Regions from separate parts of the Homo sapiens genome. Here region 1 is linked to region 2. A link is an interaction called in ENCODE POLR2A ChIA-PET data of the cell type or tissue named here. Cell type or tissue: PC-3. All regions are shown on one strand. Links, peaks and the distances in the headings refer to the core of each region. The heading gives the core; the rest is flanking DNA.

The links. Peaks named below come from ENCODE experiments on the same cell type or tissue, not always from the same donor. Only the 100,000 strongest peaks of a DNase experiment are listed, where the experiment ranks them.
Region 1: POLR2A ChIA-PET joins it to region 2 with 13 read pairs; 7 of 35 experiments call an interaction of 5 or more read pairs at or near these places.

The regions. Positions count from the first base shown.
Region 1 is chr4:78,662,053-78,670,552 of GRCh38, reverse strand. LINC01094 (long intergenic non-protein coding RNA 1094) reads right to left here. Exons shown (of 3, transcript NR_038308.1): 2 at 7,581-7,635. Among named protein-coding and RNA genes, the nearest start is that of LINC01094, 20 kb to the right of the region's middle. In PC-3, for the core only: a CTCF peak has its summit at 950; no DNase peak of the experiment used is centred there.
Region 2 is chr4:78,822,547-78,831,046 of GRCh38, reverse strand. BMP2K (BMP2 inducible kinase) reads right to left here. Exons shown (of 16, transcript NM_198892.2): 2 at 4,892-5,010. LOC105377299 (a long non-coding RNA gene) reads left to right here and starts at 2,981. Exons shown (of 4, transcript XR_938918.4): 1 at 2,981-3,234. In PC-3, for the core only: no CTCF peak of the experiment used is centred there; no DNase peak of the experiment used is centred there.

The DNA of each region.
Region 1 (8,500 bases), core at 228-8,227, 160 kb after region 2:
CGGTATCTGCTCGGCTTCTGGGGAGGCCTCAGGAAAACTACAATCATGGCGGAAGGTGAAGGGGGAGCCAGCACTTCACATGGCCAGGAGCAGCAGGAAGTGGAAGAGGTGCTACACACTTTTAAACAGCCACATCTCATGAGAACTCACTATCTCCACAACAGCACCAAGAGGGATGGTGTTAAACCATGAGAAACCAGCCCCATGATCCAATCACCTCCTACCAAGCTCCATCTTCAACAATGGGAATTACAGTTCAACGTGAAATTTGAGCAAAGACACAGATTGAAACCATACCAGCCATAGATGGGTGCTGCACAGCCAGGGCTTTCCGTTTGGAGCTGCCCATTAAATACCCAGTTGCTGTGCCCATTCACTGGCAGGCCAATTAATACTTTCTAATATAATTTAATAAACCCTTAACTTTGTGAGTGGCCAAATGGCTACTACTACTCAGTTTTCAAGACTCAGTTCCAATATGCAGATAAAGTTGTGAAAGAATGGAGAAAACTGTTAAGATTAGTTATCTCTGGGAAAGGAGAGTAGGTAGGGGTGATCATGAGAGGGACTTTTCACTGTATAACCTCCTATGCTATTTGAATATCTCACAATATTAGTGTATTATTTTTATAATTGGATTTTCAAAAGTTAGAGAAATGGGGGTGCCGTCTTTGTTTTTTTTGGTTTAAAAATGACCTAAAATGTCTTGTAAAGAAGGCGCAAAAGCCATATGGGAAACAATAAGTAAAAATACCTTAAGTAGTTTTTAAAAATTATTGTCTTAAACATCATTGAGAGCTGTTGTCTCATTTAAAATGTACTCATTAACACGCCAAAGGATAAAATAAATAAGTAAATAAGGAGCATGTCGTATGTCCTTTGTAAATGCAAAGCAATTCTCTCATCCACCATTAGTGGGCCATCAGCCTTCCTCTTCAATTCCTACCTGACTGTGGGACATGTCCAGCCTTCTGAACTGGGTAGACCATGTTCTCCTGTTAGTCTTCCTACCACATGTACCCTGGTATCCTACCACAGTACCATATACTGTACTCTTCTTTTCAAATGTGAATCAGGTGTATGTGATCATTTGATTTTCATTATAACCCTGGAGAAATAATGAAAGACACCTATTACCTCTTTGCTGATGAGGAAAACCTCTGCAGTTTTTGATGGAGCTAGGATGAGGATCCTGGTCTCCTAACCAGGTAGGACATTTTCTCTGTTTCTCCCATGCTGCCTCATCTCTTAGATTGTTAGACCTGGACTCCCAAACCACCATGCACGCATTCCTTTTTTTTAAATGTGATTATTCTAGTGATACTGTAAACATAGCTCCCTAATTCTCTTCTAATGCTATTTCACAGCACTCTACTGTTTTCCTGATAACATAAAAAATTGAATATATATACATATATTCCAATAGAGTGTGTGTGTGTGTGTGTGTGTGTGTGTGTGATATTTTTTTCCCTAACCAGGCTATAAGCTCAATGAGGGCAAGGACTATATGTTGCCCATCATGACTCTATGCCTATTTAGTGCCTGGCATATTTGTTGAATGAATGAACAAACACTAGCTACTTTGTTAGTTCCTCCTGTTTCCGTTGCAGAATTATTAAAACTAATTTGAATGGAGAAGGAAATTGGTTGAGTCAGGTATCTAGGAGGTTCAGGAATCAGTTGGCTTCAATCATAGCTCTGTGGAGGTTAGACTACACTTCTTTTCTTCTTCTTACCCCTTCCACTCTTCCCCTTCTTTTTCCTCTTTCTTTCCTCCCCATTCTCCCTCTTTTCCTCTTCCTCCTCCTTCTCCTTTTGCTCCTCTGTCTCTGCCATTTTCTCCTTCTGCGGCTGGACCTGCTCCACCTCCTCCATGCAGGGTGGTGAAGATGGCACAGGGAAGCTCTGGGATCTCTTGCCCTAGCTTAGCATCCCAGGGGAAAGAAACATATCTATTTCAACATCACTATTTTAATTTCAGGAACAGATAATTTTAGGGTTGGCCAGGCCTGTGTCCTATGCTCCCAGTGTGGCTGGAAGGGGGGTAGGGTACAGTGATAGGCAGCCCCTCTGAAACCATGTGGAAGCAGGGAATAGTGGTTTCCCCAAGGAAGGAATGATGAAAATAACATATGTCTGCCATAAATATTTTCTTAGGGAATTTTATTAAGAAGTAAAGAAGAGGCTACTTTTAATATGAAGCAACTTCCTGTCTTTTTGAATTAAAGTTCCTTAGATGGAGCTAAATTATGACCTTTTGAATTGTTTGACTTAGATCATAAACTTTTACAAGATGAAGTACACTTTATTCTTCGAGTCTCAAGGTGTTAATAAGTCAAGTGCAGTAATAAAGAGAAGCCCACCTACAACCTTTTACATCTATCTGTTCAGCAAAGCAGAGGACAGCAAAACATAGTTGTTTTATTTTGGCTTCCAGCCACATAGGAACTTTAGAAATTTGTTTGCAGATAAACTGTTTCAATGTTGGAGAGGAACTGTACTGCTCAGTAACTACTATGGGATGCAGATCCCCATTTCATGGAGAAAAAGCTGCAAGCAGCGTGCTCATTTGCTGTGCATATGGAAAAACATAGAATGCTCACCATTCACATGACTGCTAAAGCATTGAAAGTACTGATATTTCTGTACCCTCTATTCTCAGAGGGGGAAGTGGGTTTTCAGTTTTGAGCATTCGTTGATTTGCCTAGGTTCCTATGTTTGAAAGTTGTCTTCTGGGAAAGAAGTAATAATAAAAAAAATTTTTGTTTTAAAAAAAGACCAAGCTTTTCTTATCCATTGCTGCTTCAGGGTACTTTACTTTTATATCCTTCCCACATTGGCGTGAACTGTCTGAGAATGCAACCGTTTTGTTGTTGCTGCTGTTGTTGTTGTTATTGTTAATTTTTAAACAAATATTTTTGTAGAGATGGGGTCTCACTCTGTTGTCCAGGCTGGTCTCTAACTTCTGGCCTCAAGCAATCTTCCCACCTCGGCCTCCCAAATTGCTGGTATTACAGGTGTGAGTCATTGGGCCTGGCCTGCATCATTTTTTAGAAATAGAGAATGAGTGTGACAAGTATTCTATTCAGTTGCCCAATAATGTAGTCAGATCAGATACTTAATTGCAGCTAGAAAGTATTAAGTGGGTTCTTTTTTTTTTGGTCACAGGTCTTTTTTTTATATATAAATTTGATCTTAAGTAGAAGAAATAGTGAACTTCTCTGCTTTTTAAAGTTATAAATATATATGAATAAGAAAATACTGACAGAAATGAAAACAACCTCACATCCTGTACTTCCTGACATCCTCTTTTAATTTTGTAAAGTTTCCTGTCATTATTTTCCAGTGTATTTATTTTTAAGGAAGTGTCTTTAGCAAGAAGAAAGAGACAAGCACTGCTTCCCTTCCCCATATCCCTCCCTCTCTCCCTCTCTCTCTCTCTCACACACACTCAGACACTCACATACATACACACACACGCCCCTCAGAGATTTAGCAATTTTGCAGTATTATTATTCTACGATTCAGCAACCATGACCCATTTCTAGGTGGACACATAGATTTGGGAAGCAGTGGAGTGAAGCTTCAGCACCAAAGGGAAAGCAAGAGGTACTAGGTCCTAGATCTCTACATTTATTCATGGTGAAGGTGTGATGAAATAAACATGTCGTAATATCATTAGTTATTGTTGTTAAGCTACCATTCATTGAGCTATTGCTAGGTATTATGTGCTAAATACTAAGTGTGCTGTCCTAAGTCCTAAGTACTTTACATGCACACACAGACACACACACACACACACACACACATACATTGCAGGTTTGTAATATGCCCACAATTTTTTAAATCAGCTTTGTTTCTTTTTCTTTTTCTTTTTTTAGAGACAAGGTCTCGCTCTGTTGCCCAGGCTGGAGTACAGTGGCACAATCATATCACTGCAGCCTCCACCTCCTGGGCTCAAGCAATCCTCCTGCCTTAGCCTCCTGAGTATCTGGGACTACAGACATGCACCACTGCACCTGGCTCCATGATTCTTAATATCAGAATTTCTTCTGTGGGTTAAGCCTGTGTTTTTGGTGGTCATGACCCATTAGTAAATTATGAAATTAATTTAATGAGTAGAGATAAATTCAATTCTATAACATCTTTGTGAGGTGCATTATATTAACCTCATCTGACAGATGAGGAACATCAGAGCTTGGAAGGTTAAGTAACTCACCCAAATTCACAGACCTTGTTAAATGTAAGATTGCATTTGGAGTCTTTCTGTCTCCAAAACCTTAACTACTAAAGCTATACTGTACCATTTAACATATCTCACAGTAATTCTGGGCATATCACACCACAACTATAACTACATATAGAAGAAAACCTACCTTCTAATATATCTTATAAAAGAGAAAATAGGGTTTGTAAATTAGCAACCAGCCTGTATTGTATTGAATATAGGCTTAAAAGTCTAATATGTATGTGCATATGTATGCATGTGTGTGTGTGTGTGTGCATGTGTGTGCGTATCAATTAGAGGGTGGGGAAAAACATTTATAGAACTCAGTACCATTAACAAAAACATTAAAATTCATTGGCATTCAAAATTCATGAAGGCCCTAGTCAATTTTTGGCTGTTATAGCAGAATACCAGAGATGGGTAATTTATTAAAAAAAGAAATTTATTCTGTTCATGGTTCTGAACGCCAGGAAGGCTGAGAGCATAGTACTGGCATCTGGCAGGAGTCATTCCATGGCAAAAGGATGGATGGCAGAAAGGGGCAGATGAAGCAGAAAGAAAAAGGGGGCCAGGCTCACCACAATTAACCCATTCCCATGATAACAACATTAGTCCATTCATGAGGACAAAGCCCTCATGACCTAATCACTTCTTAAAGGCCCCACCTCTTAATATTGTTACAATGGCAATTAAGTTTCCAACACATGAACTTTGGGAGACATGTTCTAACCATGGGGATGACTGACTTCTTAGGCAAGAGTTTCTTACTTTAAAAAAATGCATAATAATAATATTTTGTGTTTACACAATGCTTTCCAGTTTATACAGGGCTTTTCTAGATATCATGTGACTTTCAAACATGCTATGGACTTTATATGTGAGGCCTTCACATGGTACAGGCTGTAAAAGTGGTTCTAGCTGATAACAAGTAGTTATCAACAAGAAAGCTAACACATTTTTACCACAATCCATGTTATAAAAATGATTCTTATAGACAATCTGCCATTCCCAGCTCTTAAAGAAGTAGCATAGCTGCCAAATGAATAACCAAATAGATATATTTAATGGGCTCTAAAAAGTCAAACATAAAACCAATTAATGAATTGGCTCTGGGACTCAAATAGCTTTTGCAGGAAACATCTTTACTTTCAGAAATAATTATAATGGTGTTTCTTAAACACTTTTGCCATTTCAGAAAGATCCCCTGAAATTACTAGGAACACATCAGGTGTCAGCATTCATATATTCTCACTCACTCTTCATTTTTTTAGGGGAAACAATGTATCCAAATTGACACAGACAGAACTTCTTTTAGTTGGTGTTGGCTGTCATTTTATTCAGGTTTAAGTATGAGTCTAATTACCCTCAAAGGACTTTTTGACAAGTTTATCACACGACCACCAGAATTTCTGCTGTGGGTGAAGGAAGTGTTTTTGGTGGTCACAACAACTATCCATGACATCAATTTAGTGAGTACAGACAAACACTTTTTAAAAATGAAATAGAACAGAATATGTAATATCAGAATGTGTCACTGGTAGTAAAGGTAAGTGTGTTTCATAGAACTTTTCCTGCAGTGTTGTGTTAGTCCCTTCTTGCATTGCTACTCTAAACCCCGAAAATCTGAGACAGGTCTCAGTTAATTTAGAAAGTTTATTTTGCCAAGGTTGAAGATGAGCCTGCGGCACAGCCTCAGGGAGTCCTGATGACATGTGGCCAAGGTGGCTGGGGCACAGCTGAGTTTTATACATTTTAGGGAGACATGAAGCATCAATCAGTATATGTAAGAAGTACATTGGTTGGGTCTGGAAAGGCGCGACAACTTGAAGCAAAGGCAGGAAGCCTTGAAGCCGAAGCAGAGAGGGGGCTTCCAGGTCACAGATAGGCGAGAGACAAATGAATGGTTTCATTCTTTTGAGTTTCTGATTAGCCTTTCCAAAGGAGGCAATCAGATATACATCTATCTCAGTGAGCAGAGGGATGACTTTGAATAGAATGGGAGGCAGGTTTGCTCTAAGCAGTTCCCAGCTTGACTTTTCCATTTAGCTTAGTGATTTGGGGGCCCCAAGGTTTATTTTCCTTTCACATTATAAAGAAATACCTGAGACTGGATAATTCATAAAGAAAAGAGGTTCACAGCTCTGCAGGCTTTGCAGGAAGCAATGATGCTAGCATCAGCTTGACTTCTGGGAAGTCCTCAGGAAGCTTATGATCATGGCAGAAGGCAAAAGGAAAGCAGGAAAGCAGGCATGTCACATAGTCAGAGCAGAAGCAAGGAGAGGGGGAAGGTGCCACACACTTTCAAATGACCAGATGTCTAGAGAACTCACTATTGTGAAGACAGCACCAAGCCATGAGGGATCCAAACACCCTCCCACCAAGCCCCACCTCTAGCACTGGGGATTACAATTCAACATAAGAGTTGGGCAGGGACAAATATCCAGACTATATCAAGTGCCTATGTGTATATTCTGTGTATACTGAGTGAGGATACTTAATGTGGGTTATGGTTTTAAAAAGCTTTGGAAACCACCATGTTAAGGCATTATCACCAAAGGAATTTTAGTGAAAATATAGTTTTTGGGTGGATGTTTCAGAGCACACAAGACTTTTTGTTATATGGAGTGGGGCACAGTGGAGAGAATTGCTGAGGGGTGAGGGATGTTGATGTCGAAAGTACAAAGGAGGGCAAATGAGCAAAACTCCACCTAATCCAGTTATACCTAGTGGTGGTCCTAGTCTTTGGTCATGGCTATGGCTAATAAGATTTAAGATATACCTGTGGGTAGCACTGGCAGAAAGAAAGGCAAAAGGGAGAGGGACAGAGAGAAGAGGAAAAGAAAGCAAGAGGGAAAGGTCAGAGTGTTGACAGTGTGAGTTGGAACAAAGATTGGGATTTATGTGTGAAAAAGAGGAAAAGGAGAGATAAGAGCAAAACTAAGAGACGTGCAAGATGAGGATTGGCAGATAGAATAACTTTCAGCTTTCAGCTGCCAGTAACGTAAGCTCAACTACAATGGCTCAAACAATAAATAAATGTATTGATTGGTTCACTGGCTTGGTTATGTCACAAGGATCCACAGTGTTGTCCTCAGTTGCTCTCCCCTTGTGAATATATGATGGCTATAGGATGGCTAAAGCAGGGCTGTGGGTCTGGGATGACTGGAAGAGCAACTGGGATTATGTGCTTCCTTATCCCATTCAAGGAGCAAAAGGCTGGATTCCTGTGGATCTCTGAATGACAAGGGATAATTTTCCAGAATACCCAGCACTCTTCTGCATACATCTCATTGGCCAGACTTGAATCACATACCCATTTCTGAATCTATTACTGACAGATGGATGGCATTACTTAGACCATTCGGATGCCTTTCTGGAGCTGGCATCAATCTTTCCCAGGCACATGACTAGAAGAGAGGAAAGCAAAATTGAGGTTCATTAGGAACACAGGAGATGATTTTTTGCTGAGTAGGCAATCAACAAAGTTCACTGCACACAAGAATTTTTAAAAACTTTGGTAATATATCCTAGTGGCTATAGTAGATTTGATATGGAAAATTTCCATCACTAAAACAGTTTCATTTTTAGAGTCCTATTATGTCATGTTCCTTCTCATAGAAGAATACCTTTGAAGGTATTTAAATAAACTTAAAGAAATCAAGTACAGAGAGTTTCTATTTTCTGTATATTTTACCACCAAAAGAAATCTCAATTTCTACCCCAAAATAATATGCTGTATTCACTCCCTAGAGACAATGCACAATGATTGACCTCCGTTGGAACACACATCATAATACAGAAGCACTAGCCATTGTGTAGAGCTTTACTTCTCTGCCTGATTCCCTCCCCCACTCAGAAGTTATACTTCAGCATTATCCTCCTATGTCCTAGCCAACTTTCTGCATCATGACACAAAGACACTGATGGTTAGGATCATTCTAGCCCGAAGATAGCAAGGGCAAAGCCAGCCAGGCTTAGATGAAACTCACACTGTTTGCTGAATGGCCACGGTGTTTTGAGGTTTCTCTTTATGAAAGGCTAGCATAAAGTCAACAGCCCACAGTTGCTCAAATCTGTGCTTTAGTTTCATTGCCACCACCAAACACTTCTCCACCCAGGAGAATTACAGCTAAGTGTTGTTTTAACTACATCCCCAGGGGAGTATTGAGTAAGACAAAAAGCATGCTAGGTCAACAACAGATCTTTTCTGTAAAAAGGAACATTTCAGGAAAATTAAACAAAGTGTAGAAAAGCCTTAGCTTGCAATCTGTT
Region 2 (8,500 bases), core at 194-8,193:
CTTAATGAGAAAGGCACATGGAATGCCAAAGAAGCGCGACATCTAAGCCTTTTATTACACCAGTCAGCCAAATTTTGAATGCAAAGGAAAAATTCTTGAAGGAAGTTAAAAGTGCTACTCCCATGGACACACAAATGGTAAAAAAGCAAAACAGCCTTATTGCTGACATGGAGAAAGTTTTAACGGTCTAGACAGATCAAGCCAACCACTACATTCCCTAAAGCCAAAGCTTTAATCCAGAGCAAAGCCCCAACTGCCTTCAATTCTATGAAGGCTGAAGAAGTGAGGAAAGCTGCAGTAGAATAGTTTGAAGCTAGCAGAGGTTGGTTCATGAGGTTTAAGGAAAGAAGCCATTTCCAGCACATATTAAGTACAAAGTAAAGCAGGAAATGCAGCAAGTTATTCAGAAGATTTAACTAAGACAACTGATGAAGGTGGCTGCACTAAACAACAGATTTTCAACATAGACAAAACAGCCTTCTATTGGAGGAAGATGCCATCTAGGATTTTTAGAGCTAAAGAGAAGAAGTCGATGCTGTATTCAAAATTTCAAAGGACAGGTTAACTCTCTTGTTAAGGGCAAATGCTACTGGTGACTTTAAGTTGAAACCAATGCTTACCTTGCCATTCCAAAACTGCTAAGCCCTTAAGAACTATGCTAAACCTACTCTGTTTGTGCTCTATAAATAAAACAACAAAGCCTGAATGACATTACATCTGTTTCCAGCATGGTTTACTGAATATTTTAAGCCCACTGTTGAAATCTACTGCTCAGAAAAAAAGATTCCTTTCAAAATATTACTGCTCATTGACAACGTACCTAGTCACCCATGAGCTCTGACGGAAATGTACAAAAAAATTAATACTGATGGCTGGGTGTGGCGGCTCTTGCCTATAATCCTAGCATTTTGGGAATCCACGGGGGGCAGATAGCTTAAGCTCAGGAGTTCACGACCAGCCTGGGCAACATGGTGAAACCCCGACTCTACTAAAAATACAAAAAAATTAGCCAGGTATGGTGGCACCTGCCTATAGTCCCAGCTCCTCGGGAGGCTGGGGCATTAGAATCACTTGAACCCAGGAGGCCAAGGTTGCAGTGAGCCAGGAGGCCAAGGTTGCAGTGAGCCAAGATCACACCACCACACTCCAGCCCTGGGCAACAGAGCAAGACATCAAAAGAAAAGAAAAGAAAAAAAGAAGAGAAGAGAAGAGAAGAGAAGAGAAGAGAAGAGAAGAGAAGAGAAGAGAAGAGAAGAGAAAAGAAAAGAAAAGAAAAGAAAAGAAAAGAAAAGATTGTTTCCATGCCTGCTAACACAACATCCATTCTTCAGCCCATGAGTCAAGGAGTAATTTTAACTTTCAAGTCTTATTATTTAAAAAATATATTTCTTAAGACTATAGCTGCCATAAATAATGACTTCTCTGATGGATCTGGGCAAAGTAAATCAAAAATCTTCTGGAAAGGATTCACCATTCTAGATGCCATTAAAAACATTTGTGACCCATAGGAGGAAGTCAAAATATTAACATTAACAAGAGTTTGGAAGAGGCTGATTCCAATCCTCACAGATGATGCTGAGGAATTCATGACTTCAGTGAAGGAAGTAACTGCAGACATGGTAGAAACAGAAAAAAAAAAAAAAACAAAAAACTATAATTAAGTGGAGCCTGAAGATCTGACAGAATTGCTGTGAAATGAGGAGCTGCTTCTTATGAATGAGCAAAGATAGTGGTCTCTTGAGATGGAATCTACTTCCTGGTGAAGAGGCTGAGAACACTGTTGAAATAATAACAAAGGATTTAAGAATATTACACAAACATGGTTGATAAAGCAGTGACAAGATTTGACATGATTGCCTCCAATTCTGAAAGAAGTCCTACTGTGGATAAAGTGCTATCAAACAGTATTGCATGCTACAGAAAAAGCTTTCATGAAAGGAAAAGTCAACTGATGTGGCAAACTTCACTGATGTTTAAAACCCACTTATACCCAGTGTCCCATTATTGGAACGCTAAGCATGTGGGAGTTATTTATATCCTACCGCTCAAGGTCATCGCCAAGGTCTGATTTTTCACTATGCAAAAATTCAAAAACTTGCAACCTCCAGCATAAATGGGTTAAGAAACTTCCACAGCTACCCCGCCCATTCCTTCAGCAACCACTACCCTGATCAGTCAGCAGCCTTCAACATCAAAGCAAGACCCTCTACCAGCAACAAGACTGCACTTTGCTGAAGGCTCTGGTGATCATCAGTTGTTTTTTAACAATATTTTTAAATGAAAGTATATACAATTTTTTTAGGCATAATGCTATTGTACATTTTATAGACTACAGTGTAGTGTTGTGATGTTATGATACTATATTGGTTTTTGTCCACAGTTCCTGGTTCGTAACTCCCAAAGCCCTAGTCACAGTCTTTTGTTATAATGTTGGGTGTCTTAGGCCTCAGGAAACAGAATCTCTCTCCTGCCCTCCTTTCACCTGCCCCAAGGCAGGACTCTAATCGTTGCCCACCTTTCTGATTGTGGGTCTTAAAACTCTCCCCAGAAAGAGTCCTGCACTATACCCTGGGGGAAGGAATGCTGACCTCATGAAGCTTCCATAAAAACCCAAGAGGACTGGGTTCAGGGAGCTTCCAGATAGCTGAATATGTGAGGGTTCCTGGAGGGAGGTGTGCCCACGGAGGCAAGGAAGCTCTGTACCCCTTCCCCCATACCTCATACCCTATGCATCACTTCATTTGTACCCTTTGCAATATCTTTAAAATATGCCACTAACCATAAGTGTTTCCCTGAGTTCTGTGAGCCACTTCAGCCAATTAATAGAATCTAAAGAGCAGGTGGTGGGAACTGCAACTTTAAGTTAGAAGGTGAAGGCTGGAAGACTCAGCAAGTCTGCTCTTCCATCTTCTCCTTCCTGCTTTATTCTAGCCATGCTGGCAGCTGATTACATGGTGCCCACACAGATTGAGGATGGGTCTGCTCTCATGCTACCTGGGGAAGGCAAGAAGGAGATACTCTTAAGCAGGGAGTCTCTTTATCCCTAGGGTGACTCTGGAACTGTGTGACGTGCTGCTGGATTCTACTGGACACTTGGACAGTACACTATGAACAGCTCTTAATTGACCAACAAGGAGTGACATGGTTTACAGACGACAGTTCCAAAGTGAATGGACAACATTCTGTTTGGATGGCTGCTACTTTGATCAAAGAAAGTAAAAACGTATCAGCAAGGTGGGCTGAATTGCATGCAGTTTTTTTGTTTTGTTTTGTTTTGTTTTGTTTTTACAGTAATGGCAGAACTGAACAGTGGTGGAAGCCCCTGTGTTTGAGGTTTTTTTACTGACTCACAGGCAGTAATCAATGGCCTGGCCACACAACCTATGGAAATTTGAGGGGTGCATTAAAGTAGAACAAGTCAGTGCCCATCAGAAGAACTCCCTTCCAGATTGGGAAGGTCACTGGAATCAGCAAGCAGGTGTGCTATGTGTCTATGAGCACACATAGGGGTACTGCAGCAGTGCAGACATAGGATGAATAAAGACATGTTCCTTTTGCACCCTCACAGGCACGTAATGCCAGTGAGAACTGTTCTAAGTGTCAGCAAGACAGACAGAGACTACCAATGGCTATGGATGAGATTCCCTGATAGGAAGACCCTGAACATAGCTGGCAAGTGAGACTGATGCTGGTAGCCCTCAGGGGGCTACGAATAGGTCTTGAGAGGAATAGACATTGACTCTGGACCGGGCTTTGCTTATGCAATGGAATACAAAAATGCTCAGAGTGCCATAAAAAAAAAAAGAAAGAAAGATAAGACAGTGTATGGAGTTAGAGGGCCAACTATCATTTCTTCAGACCAAGGAACACAATGTACAGTCCATAATGTTCAACAATGGGGCAGAGAAAGGTTCTCCACAGAGTAATAGTTTGATATAGAAGTAGAATAGGCAACTGAAACATTGGTCTAAAATGGGGAGATAAAAACTGTAACCATAACTTTTGTATGCACTGGGAAGCCAAAAAAACTGTGTGACTTGCTTTCTTGCAACATTCACTTTATTGCAGTGGTCTGGAACCAAACTCATATCTTCAGGGTATGCCTATACAGGGATACAGTTGAGAAGGCACACAAAGAAGGCTCCAGCAGTATTTGTAGGGTTTAATTTCTTAAGCTGGATGATGAACAAGCTTGGTGTTTACTATATAACTCAGTAAATATTTCTATCCTGAAAATACTCCACAATTAAAAAGTATTTAAGAAAAAAAAAAGAAAGAAAGCAGAGTAGCTTTAAAGTATACAGGATGATGTGTGTAGGTTACATGCAAATACTACATTTTACATACGGGCCTCGAGCATTCTCAGATTTGAGCATCTGCAGAGTTTAGTATCCGTAGTGGGTCCTAGAACCAAATCGCCATAGAAGACTAAGGGACAACTATACTGCAAATTACCAGATTATCTTCTAATTTAATGATCTTCAAAGATTATTATAAATAAGCAGCTTGCCTAAAAGCTGGTTAATGTTATAGAAAACAAAACAGGCCAGGCACGGTGGCTCACACCTGTAATCCCAACAGTTTGGGAGGCCAAGGCAAGCAGATCACTTGAGGTCAGGAGTTCAAGACCAGCCTGCCCAACATGGTGAAACCCTGTCTCTACTAAAAATACAAAAAATTAGCCAGGTATGGTGATGGACACCTGTAATCCTGGCTACTTGGGAGTCTGAGGCATGAGAATTGCTTGAACCTGGGAGGTGGAGGTTGCAGCGAGCTGAGATCACGCCACTGCGCTCCAGCCTGGGCGTGCCACTCCACTGCACTCCATCCCAAGAAAAATAAAAAATAAAAACTTGCAAAATTTCTGAAAGAGAACTACTCCTTCACTTACCATAATTGTAATTTCCCTTTTACAAACATTGAGGTCTGGCATGTTATTGACATACATTCGCTTCAATGCACATCGGATTCCACCGTGAGTACGCACGAGGAAAACTGTGGAGAATCCACCTAGAAAAACAAAGCACCAATTAATTTAAAAGAAACAAAAACAAATGCCAAAATCATGTAATATAATCATAGAGCATATTGGAGGAAAATAAACAATGATTGTACCCAAGACAAAAACAAGTGCAATAAGCTACTAGTAGATTAAATGCCAAAACACTGGCTTCCTAAGTCAATCATGAAGTAGTACTTAGAGGAAAATATGCTTCTCGAATGAAGACGCTTCTCTCTTAAAGGCTAAAATTTCACCTTTTGCACTAGAATACCTTTTATGTAGTATAGTGAAAAATGTCACAATTATGTTACTAAAGTTTGGTATATACAAGTGACTGCCTACATATCAGAATCTCCCTCTTGGATGACAAAACACTGACGTTATTCAACATGAGACATCAATGGGATCAGATAGGTGCTTCCCTCCTCCAGTTCCAGAAGATGAACCAATATTATTCTAAGCCCATCACAGGAATCTCATTTCCCCTTATCAGTAACTGATTTAGGATTGGGTATGTAACTAGTTCTTGCTAATTGAACATGTAAAGTCAGCCCGAGTTGCAGGGAATGATTTTCCATAGATAAAAGACTGGTAGAGAAGGCCCTGCTCTTTTGCTTTTTGATTTTGTTGCCTATGATGTTTAGCCCTAATGCAGTCATCTATGGCCATAATGGAACAAAGAATCAGAAAGAAAATGATCCAAAACACAGACATTTGGCCTACTGAATCAGCCAACTCTGGAACCACCTCCCTCTAGAACTCATACAGTAAATGTCTTCATTACTTAAGCCATGGTTTATATGGAAATTCTGTTTTTTGGGTTTTTTTGTTTTTGTTTTTGAGATGGAGTTTCACTCTTGTTGCCCAGGCTGGAGTACAGTGGCACAATCTCGGCTCACCGCAACCTCCGCCTCCCAGGTTCAAGCAACTTTCCTGCCTCAGCCTCCCAAGTCGCTGGGACTATAGGCGCCTGCCACCACACCTGGCTAATTTTTTGTATTTTCAGTAGAGACGAGGCTTCACTATGTTGGCCAGGCTGCTGGTCTCGAATTCCTGATTTCATGATCCGCCCGCCTTGTCCCCCCAAAGTGCTGGGATTACAGGTGTGAGCCACAGTGCCTGGCTGGGAATTCTGTTAACTGCAGCTGAGAAAGCATCTTATCTGAAGCACTAGGTAGGTATTCTAAAGAACAATTCTGTCACATCTAAACAAAGATTTCTACATGAAGTTTTTAAAATTTATCTTGACACAGAATATGCTATAGCTCAATTACTTTTTTTAAAATGGTATGTCACTTGCATTAATTTAATAGCCTTTAAAAAGCAGCATCCTGAGCAATAATAAGTCACCTGCACTCAGATCAATACAGAGTTGTAAAAGGAAAAAAACTATTAGGAATACATAATAGGGGAAAAGAGTTCTGATATGATTTGGCTGTGTCCCCACTGAAATCTCATTTTGAATTGTAATAATCCCCACGTCAAGGGCAGAGCCTGGTGGAGATAATTGAAACATGGGGGCAGATTCCCTCAGACTGTTCTTGTGGTAGTGAATAACTCTCACAAGATCTAATGGTTTTATAAATGGGATTTGCCCTGCATAAGCTCTCTTGCCTGCCACCATGTAAGTTGTAACTCTGCTCCTCATTCACCTTCTGCCATGATTGTGAGGCCTCCCCAGCCACATGGAACTGTCAGTTAATTAAATCTCTTTCCTTTATAAATTACCCAGTTGTGGGTATGCCTTTATTAGCAGCATGAGAACAGACTAATACAAGCTCCTAGGAAACTCCAGAATCAGTACATACTCTTTCCAGATTCTCTACAACTTCCATTTCCAGTTATAAGAAACTGCACAACTTCCCTTTTATAGATCTGGATTTCCACATGTATAGTGTTAGGGAAATCAAATCAACCACCCCACAAGGCAGTTCTAGGAATAAATCAGATGATGATGATGTTTGGGAAAGGTACTTTACGTAAAATCTCTAACAATGCAGGGCATTACTTTAAAAGAAACTCACTTAGCACTAATTTCATATGTAAACATTAACAAGCCAGAAAGTAGAAGACCTAATAGAAAGGGCCACTTAAACTACCATAATTTTATTTGGTTACAAAAACTAAGGAAAATGTGGAAAGAAAGAATTTATCTAGATAAAGAGGCAGTATGAGTACAGCTGAGAGAAATCATTTAAATAGCATTTGTTTTGAGACATTTATCTATCTAGGTCTAGATTATTCCTCTATAACAATGCTTTCCCAAACATAGCTTTGCATCAGAATTGCCTGAGGTGGTCTGTGTATGAATTTATCTTGAACAGTTTCCAAATTCTGGCCCCAAGTCTGAATCAGTAGGCCTATAATGGGGCCCCATTTATATATTTATACAGATATACAGACATAACTATATAACTATATATATATATACACCTATATATATACCTACATATATACCTATATATAACTATATATAACTATATAACTATATATAACTATATATATAACCATATATATAACTATATATATAACTATATATAACTATATATACAAAACTATATATATATATGAGAGAGAGAGCACTAAAAATCTCCCTACTTGTTATACTATTTTACTCTTGTATATGTTTTAAATTGTTTATTAGATGGAAGAGGGAAAAGAGTTCCCCCAAATGGTTCTGATGCACAACCAAGTTATGTAGTCACTGAAGTAAGTTCCCAGAGGAACCATGGATCCTATATACCTATTCTTACTCACCCACAGAGCAATGTGATTTTATCCCTATGAATTACAGAAATGAGAAAAACAAGTATCAAGTAGGTTTTCTTCATAAAAACCATTCCCAAAATCAAAGTTTTCCAATTCTACTAACCCTAATTTAGACAGATCTTATCAAATGTTAAGTTTTCTGAACACAGAAGATACGTTGAACTTCAAGAAAGAAATTCTACCTAAACATGGTAAACAGTGATCGTTAATTGTATCTGCTTTGAGAATAAAATGTAATAAATGTTTATGTTTTCCCCAGTACTATCTTTTCAATAATTTTCTGATAAGCTAATATTATTTCTGTTTGAAGAATGCACTTACAGGGAGGTAACTAGTTAGGACACTATAGTAGTCCAAGAGAGGGGTGTAATACTTGCCACCAATCTATAGCTTATCAAATTCTTAAGTATTTATTTTTCCTCACAGAACTCTTTCATGACCAACCCAATTTCACGTTCATCACTCACTCAGGTACTTCTATCTAGAATTTGACTATATTATCATGTACCTCAGTTTTCCACAAATTTCTGTACACAAATCATAAGATTATTGGCAGTAACCACAGACTCTACATATATATGTCCAATTTAATACTGTAAAGCATAGTTGTTACATTAATGCTAAATGTTATAATTCCAAACATGAAATTATGAGAGTATTATAAAGCATTCTAAATGTTCTCAAAATCCCATAAAAGCAAAATTGTGACAGATATTGATCTGATGAAAT